Regions from separate parts of the Homo sapiens genome. Here region 1 is linked to region 2. The links are chromatin loops, found by intact Hi-C in ENCODE. Cell type or tissue: mammary epithelial cell. All regions are shown on one strand.

Region 1 (4,000 bases), 710 kb after region 2:
ACAGCACTGGTGAAGCAGGGATCTCCTGTGCTAAACAGGAGATGGCTGAACAGATGACACCCAATACTGGGCAGATGAGATTGGCTACAGTTTTTTCAGTTACATACTCACAGCCTAAGGGGTGAGGAGGTTATTGCATGCCAGGCAGAGCCACATGGGAATTGCATTTGAAAGCAGACTGAAGCAGCAGGGGCTGTGTGAGGCAGGCTTTGTAGTAATGGCACAAGAGTGAGGTAACCTTTTATTCCACGGGAGGATGTAATTGGCTTGTTCAAATAGTTCTGTGGGCTGGCAGGTAGGTAAAGCTCCTTAGATTGAAGATTAAGTAGGGTACAGCTGGTCTGGCTGAAGGGGAAACTAGCTGGGTAGGGAGCCCTTCCCACTTCGGGGGTGATATGGTTTCGATCAGTGTCCCTGCCCAAATCTCATATCGAATTGTAGTCCCCAGTTGTGGAAGTGGGGCCTGATGGAGTGTGATTGAATCCTGGAGGCGGTTTCTAATGGTTTAGCACCATCCCTTTGGTGCTGTCTTGTCATGGAGTTCTCATGAGATCTGGTTGTTTAAAAGTATGTGGCACCTCCTCCCTGCCTCTCCTCCCCCTGCTCCAGCCGTGTAAGATGTACCTGCTTCCCCTTCAACTTGCATCATGATTGTAAGTTTCCTGAGGCCTCCCAAGCCATGCTTTCTGTGCAGCGTACAGAACTGTGAGCCAATTAAACCTCTTTTCTTTATAAATTACCCAGTCTCAGGTAGTTCTTTATAGCGATACAAGAATGGTCTAATATAAGTACCTAGATCATTTCTAAGTAAGATAGACTAGTGGAGCATAATTTAAAGCTTATGTAAATTTTTTTTAGTACAGAGAGGCTAAATATATTTTGGTCTGCTAATGATGTGTTCATTCTTGCCACACTGAAAAGTTGTACAGGCCAGGTGCAGTGGTTCACACCTGTAATCCCAGCACTTTGGGAGGCCAAGGTGGGTGGATCACCTGAGGTCAGGAGTTTGAGATCAACCTGACCAACATGGTGAAACCCCATCTGTACTAAAAATACAAAAATTAGCTGGATGTGGTGGCAGGGGCCTGTAATCCCAGTTACTCGGGAGGCTGAGGCAGGAGAATCACTTGAAGCCAGGAGGTGGAGGTTGCAGTAAGCCGAGATCACACCATTGCACTCCAGCCTGGGCGACAGAGAGAGACTCCATCTCAAAACAACAACAACAACAACAAAAAAAAAAAAAAAAAAGAAAGAAAGAAAAGAAAAGAAAAGTTGTACTATAAGGAAGTGTATGGCTATAAAAAAGTCACAAGATATATAACCTTAAGCTTGACTAGTCTGCTACAATATGCTGGTATATGACAGACAGCTAATTATCTACTTCATAGTTTTCTCTGTAGGTATATTACTTTGCTAGGTCTGTCAACAAAGTACCATAGACTGGTACTTTAAACAACAGAATTTTGTTTTCTCACAATTCTGGAGGCTGGAAGTCCAAAATTGAGTGTCAGCAGAGTTGGGCTTTTTCTGAGGCCTCTCTCCTTGGCTTGTAGATGCCAAGATTAATATTTCTTTGGCCTTTTATATTAAAACTTTTAATTAACATTTATCTTTTTAATGGTAGGCATTCCTCATTTTAAGATACCTGACCCTTAAACAACTGATTTTTGCCACCACCTTTCAACAGATGCTTCAGCTGGTTTTGTGGGAACAACACCAACCAGAGTCCCCAGGAGACCGTTTCTTAGTCCCTGACTCACCCCATGTAGGAGGCTTAGGATTGCATCTGAATTGCTCAGTGGTGAATAATATTCTTTTATCATTAACAAAAGGGAGGTCAACAGTGTTGATCTTTGCCAGAGCCTTGTTTTTCTGAAAAATAGCACTGGCTAAAGAGCTCTCCTCATCCTTTTATGATAGCCACCCATCCTCTTCTTGCAATAATCCTTTTGAATAAAGTCTCCCCTTGCCTAAATCCAGATTTATTTTGACAAATGCTACAAAATTAGTTTTGAATTGTTTTAGAAATTTAATCAAATTACATTGAAAAGAACATGAGGAAGACATAAAAGAGTAAGGTACTACTTTCAAAGCATGGAGAAAGCAAATTCAATCATAAATGTACTGTCCAGGAAAAAAAGAAAGTGTGGCTCCTAAGCATGCAAATTCCAGGTAGAGTAAAGCCTGAAATATGTTTCTAAAACCCATACATGTAAGTTCTTTAATGTTTTTAAAAAGAAACAGGTTGATCCCTTTTAAGAGCAGGCAGCATTTCTCAGAATGGCAACAAAGCTAAAATCACACACAAAATAGTTTGATATAGTTAATACATTAAAGTGTTAAATGTATGCATAACAAAATATATCATAAACAAAGTTAAAAGTCAACAAACTAGAAAATATATGCAATAGTATGTAAGCAAAAATTAATTTTTCAAATAAAGGGGTGTTTACGTAAAAATATGCACCAGGTGAAAAATGGGCAAAGGGCATGATAAGATACTTCACTAAAGAAGAAATCCACATAAAAAGATGCTCAATTTCAATAGGAATTGAAGAAAAGCAAATTAAAACTACAAATCACTTTTTACCTATCAGATTGGCAAAGTTGAAAAAGATTGATAAACATAATATAGATGAAGGTGTAGGAATACAGACTCCTGTGCTGCTCTCTGTTGTAGAGATTTCTACAAACTTTCTAGAAGGCATTTGGACAACATGGATACTTATGGACAACTATTCATCTAGGAATTTATCCTATGTAGGAAATTTTACAAATACACAAAGATTTCAGAATCGAAACACTGTAAACAATGTAAGGGTTGTTAAAAAATAATTTTCAGAGAAAGATAAAATCATGACTCATACAAATATAAAAGTGCACATCTGTTAAGGAATTTACGCATATGCTATAAGGGAATCAGATGTACGTTATAAACATTTCAAAGGAAAAGTCAAAAAGCACAGATTTATCTGGAGTAAAGGAATGTTAAGATGAATTGCAAATGGAAACAAAACTGGTATTTTCATAGGGTGGGGATGGCGGGAACCAATTAAATTATTGCCAGACAGGACAGAATTTACACACCATCAGTTACATATAATTTATAAAAAGAGGCGAATAGGGCCGGGCGCAGTGGCTCACACCTGTAATCCCAGCACTTTGGGAGGCTGAGGCTGGTGGATCACTTGAGGTCAGGAGTTTGAGACCAGCCTGGCCAAAACGGCGAAAACCTGTCTCTACAAAAAATACAAAAAATTAGCTGGGCGTCTGTAATTCTAGCTACTTGGGAGGCTGAGGCATGAGAATCACTTGAGCCCAGGAGGCAGAGGTTGCAGTGAGCCGAGATCACACCATTGCACTCCAGCCTGGGTGACAGGGTGAGACTCTGTCTCAAAAACAAAACAAAACAAACAAAAACGAAAAGGTTTATTTTGTTTGCATATGTAAGCTTCACAGAAAAAAAGTGAAAATCCCAAAGAGGTGCTTAGACCCAGGAGCTTATACAGCATTTTAACAGAGGATGATAAAGTGTGGGAAGCTACTAGACAAGGGAAATGGGGAGAGGCTGCGCTTCTCTGGTGTGGGTAAATTGTGGGAAGGTAACTGGGAAAGGCATGGTAATTAAGGCTTGTTTAGTGAGGTGTGTTATGCAGATGAATTGTTCACCTTATTCTGGTATGGGAGAGGGCATCACCTTTGCAAAGGGAAATTAGGCAAACGTTTGTAGGTAGAAAGAGAGAGGGCAAAGAGTTTTGCTTGTGTCTGCTGTTTCTCAGTTGCCTTTAGCTCAAAATAATCCTTATGCCAATATGGCATGTTTTGAGGTGGCACATTCTTTTTTACTTTTACTATTATCATTTTATTTGCTTGTTTTTTTTTTTGTTGTTTTTTATAGAGACAGGGTCTTGTTTGTTGTTGCCCAGGCTGGAGTGTGGTAGTGTGATCATACCTCACTGTCATCTTGAACCAAGTAGCTAGGACTACAGGTACACACTAC
Region 2 (4,000 bases):
GAGGTGGGGCTGCCTTTAAGAGGTTATTAGGCCATGAAGGCTCCACCTTCATGAGTAGGTTTAATGCTTTAATAAAAAGTCTTTCAGTTGGGCTCTCTCTCTCTCATATGCCCTCTCACCTTCCACCATAAGTTGACACAAGAAGCAGACCCTCACCAGATGCTAGTACCTTGATATTGGACTTTCCAGCCTTCAAAACTGTGAGCCAATAAATTTGTGTTCATTATAAATTACCCAGTCTGTGGTATTCTGTTATTGCAGCATGAAATGAACTAAGGCACCACCCAACGATGATTAGCTTAGAGAAGTGTTGCTCAACTAGGAGTGATTTTGCTCCTCATGGGACATTTGCCAATGTCTTCAGACATTCGACGGAGGCCAGACATGCTGTTAAACATTCCACAATGCACAGGAAATCCTCCTACAACAAATAATTAACCAGCTCCAAATGTTAATAGATTGAGGTCGAGAAGCCCTGGCTTAAAATCTAATAATTATGTAAAACAAGGGAATACATTTTACTTAACTTGAATTAGGGGACAACAATTCTTAAAATTGGATATTTAGTCTCTCTCAGTAGCTGGGATTACAGGCCCATGCCACCATGCCTGGCTAATTTTTGTATTTTTAGTAGAGACGGCGTTTCGCCATGTTGGCCAGGCTGGTCTCAAACTCCTGGCCTCAAATGATCTGCCTACCTCAGCTTCCCAAAGTGCTGGGATTACAGGCATGAGCCACAGCTCCGGGCCTGAAAACAAGATTTCAAAGTTGTGATGTTATTAAAATACAGGATACCCTTAAAGTTTACTCTTTCAAATTTTTAAAAGAACTCAGCAGAAAGATGTGCAATTGATTTGAATAGACAATTCGTGAGAGAAATAAATACCTAATAAATGTATAAGAATATGTCGTTTCCAGCTAATAAAATATATCCAAATAAAAAACAAGAAAGTGCTTCTCACCTATAAAATTGACAAAGATTTAAAAAATTGGTAGCACCCAGAGTTCTGAAGGAAATGGTAAATGGGAAACTTCCAACCCTACTGATAGCAGAAGAAATTGGTATAATTTTTCTGGATGTCCATTCGACAGTATTTGTAAATAGCTTTTGGATTGTGCTTAACCTTGAGCCAAGTAGTCTATTTTTAGTAAATTATTTTAAAGAAAAATAATCATTTATTGAATTCTACTTCTGAGCCAGGCTCTGTAGTGCCACTTTATAGACATAAGTATTTAATCCTTACAACAACTTTGCAAGCAGATATTATTACCAACTGTTACAATTGAGGAAACTAATGCACAGAAAGTTTTAGCAATAAGCCAGAGATCAAACTACTGGAATAGTTTATACACAAGTCTGCCTTATTTTTAGGAAAAATGGACATATGTGCAAATCTGTAGGAATGAGGATGTTTACTGCATAGTGTATAATAAAGAAAAGTAGAAAATAAAGCTCATTATCCATTAATAGAGGAATTATTATGCAAATTGCATTCATTCAAATGATCATATACATTTTGAAAGAAAATGTATTTAGAATATCTTAAGTTCAAAAGGTTGGTTAAAAATAAAAGAGTGTTAACAGCCAATTTTTTTTTTTTTTTTCGAGACGGAATTTAGCTCTGTTCCCCAGGCTGGAGTGCAATGGTGTGATCTCGGCTCACTGCAACCTCTGCCTCCTGGGTTCAAGTGATTCTCGTTCCTCAGCCTCCTAAGTAGCTGGGCTACAGGCATGTGCCACCATGCACAACTATCTTTTGTATTTTTAGTAGAGACAGGGTTTCACCATGTCGGCCAGGCTGATCTCAAACTCCTGACCTCAAGTGATCTGTCTCCCTTGGCCTCCCGAAGTGCTGGGATTACAGGAGTAAGCCAATACATCCAGCCAACAGCCAACTTTTTTTGAGTCCTTGCTATGTGCTGAGAGTTCCAGATATTTGTTCAACTTGGTGGGCATTTGCATAGAAAATAGTCTGGAAGAACTTACACTAGGATGTAATAGTATTGTCTTCAGGTGGTGAAATCAGGGATAAGTTCTGAGTTTCTTTTATGTTTTGATGATCACTGAATTTATTTCACTGGGTATGTATTCCTTTTGTATTCAGAAAAAAACACCCTTTAAAACTAAGAGGGAGGGAGAGAGGGAGATGGGAGGAGACAGAAAAAAGTGGAGAAATCTTGCAAGTTGTACATGAAGAAACAAGTGAGTGGAGCTTATTCATATTGTTTTGATACACACATGAGCCAGGAGAGTGTGCTATGCTTCCATCTTTCTAAATCTTCTCCTTTTAAAGTAGTTTACTACAATTTCAAACCTGATAATCATATCTTTATTGTAGATTATTTGTACATAAAATAAAATATTTATGGTCAAGATTTAGTTTTCAAAATGTTAAAAATATTTCAGAAAACCACGAAATGAAATAAAAGCAGTCAGACAGGAGGTTTCTGGTTTTCCTAGTAGATTTCCACATTTAATCCATGAATCTTCATTTTTCTCCTTCCTGGAGTATGAATATAACTCAAAGTATAATGACAATGACAGTAGTCTTTCTCTCTCTCTTTTTTTTTTTTTTTTTTTTTTTTTTTTGAGACAGAGTCTCTCTCTGTTGCCCAGGCTAGAGTGCAGTGGCATGATCTCGGCTCACTGCAACCTCTGCCTCCCCGGCTCAAGCAATACTCCTGCTGCAGTCTCCCAAGTAGCTGGAATTACAGGCATGCGCCACCACATCCAGCCAATTTTTGTATTTTTAGTAGAGATGGGGTTTCATGATGTTGGCCAGGCTGGTCTCAAACTCCTGGCCTCAAGTGATCTGCCTGCCTCGGCCTCCCAAAGTGCTGGAATTACAGGTGTGAACCACCATGCCTGGCTGACAGTCGTCTCTTTTGAACCCACTCTTGTTAAATCTCTATATCCCAACACTTCTGTACCTCTGTAACCCAACATGATCCTGGATGGTCAAGCTTGCTCCTCAACAATGCTGACGTCTCTGGCACTGAGCCTATCTCCTGCCCCTTGTTTGCCTGCCACTGTCTGCAGGGTGTAGACTCTGGTGACAGAAATGTCTGAGATTCATGAGTGAGCCATGCTTGACTTTGCCACCATGACTTGGTCACTTCAAGGAGATCAGTGGAATTGTTGACAGTTTTCTTTCAAGGTGTCATAGCAGCTGCTTTGCTCCATTAAACACAAGTAGAGGATTAATTCTTTTTAAATAAGGAGATCTTGTTTCTTTTTCTTCTTTTTCTCCTTGTCATCGCCCCCCTTTTTCTTCCTCTTCCTAGTTTTCTTCCTTTTTCCTTCCTTCCTTTTCTTTGCTAGTAAAGTTTGTTGTAAACCAAATTATAATTGCCACAACTAATAAAATAGAAAATTGAAATATATATACACACCTACATATGCAGACATGTTTTGCATTTTTTTTACAATGTCCTTAATGTCACAACATTAATTCTTATTTTTTCTCACCTTTGTTCTTTAGAATAGAAACAGAAGGCAGCCCTCTGACATCACCTATTTCCCTAGCAAAACACGTCCACCAAATGATAATCTGCATTTCTCTTTGTTTCAGGATATTTTACCTTTACCTTTGTAATCATGGTAATTTACTGCTATTTTGCATGTAGGAGGAAACCCTAGGGATATTTTTGTTGCAAAGATGCCAAGGAAAACTGAGTTATGTGGCAATTTTATAGTTCTAAGGAGAAGGTGTCAAAAGCTTACAAGAAAATTAGATGATACCCCTGGAGGTGTTAGATGCATTGACAAGTTCACATCTCCCATCTTCCTTGACATTTTTAGGTTAAGCCATATGATATTGCTGAGTGTCCTAGTCTAAAATAGTTGATTATCATCAGTTTCACATGGGTCAACCTAAAGTAATGAACTGTGGATTGTTATGGCAAAATGAGGAAAGATGACTTGGAACAGAATAGCTGAAGTGTTGCAATTAAGAAAAAAAGTTTTATTGACTTCTTTTAGTCTTGGTTAACATATATC

Evidence for each region. A loop is a pair of places that touch in the nucleus more often than their neighbours do. Peaks named below come from ENCODE experiments on the same cell type or tissue, not always from the same donor. Only the 100,000 strongest peaks of a DNase experiment are listed, where the experiment ranks them.
Region 1: it touches region 2 in a loop (12-fold over the local background); 17 of 110 quality-filtered maps call a loop at or near these places.

The regions. Positions count from the first base shown.
Region 1 is chr9:76,449,197-76,453,196 of GRCh38, reverse strand. It overlaps a transcript of GCNT1 not described here. Among named protein-coding and RNA genes, the nearest start is that of GCNT1, 8.0 kb to the left of the region's middle. In mammary epithelial cell, no CTCF peak of the experiment used is centred here; a DNase peak (open chromatin) is centred at 1,746.
Region 2 is chr9:77,160,408-77,164,407 of GRCh38, reverse strand. No RefSeq gene overlaps it. Among named protein-coding and RNA genes, the nearest start is that of VPS13A, 15 kb to the left of the region's middle. In mammary epithelial cell, a CTCF peak has its summit at 2,247; a DNase peak (open chromatin) is centred at 307.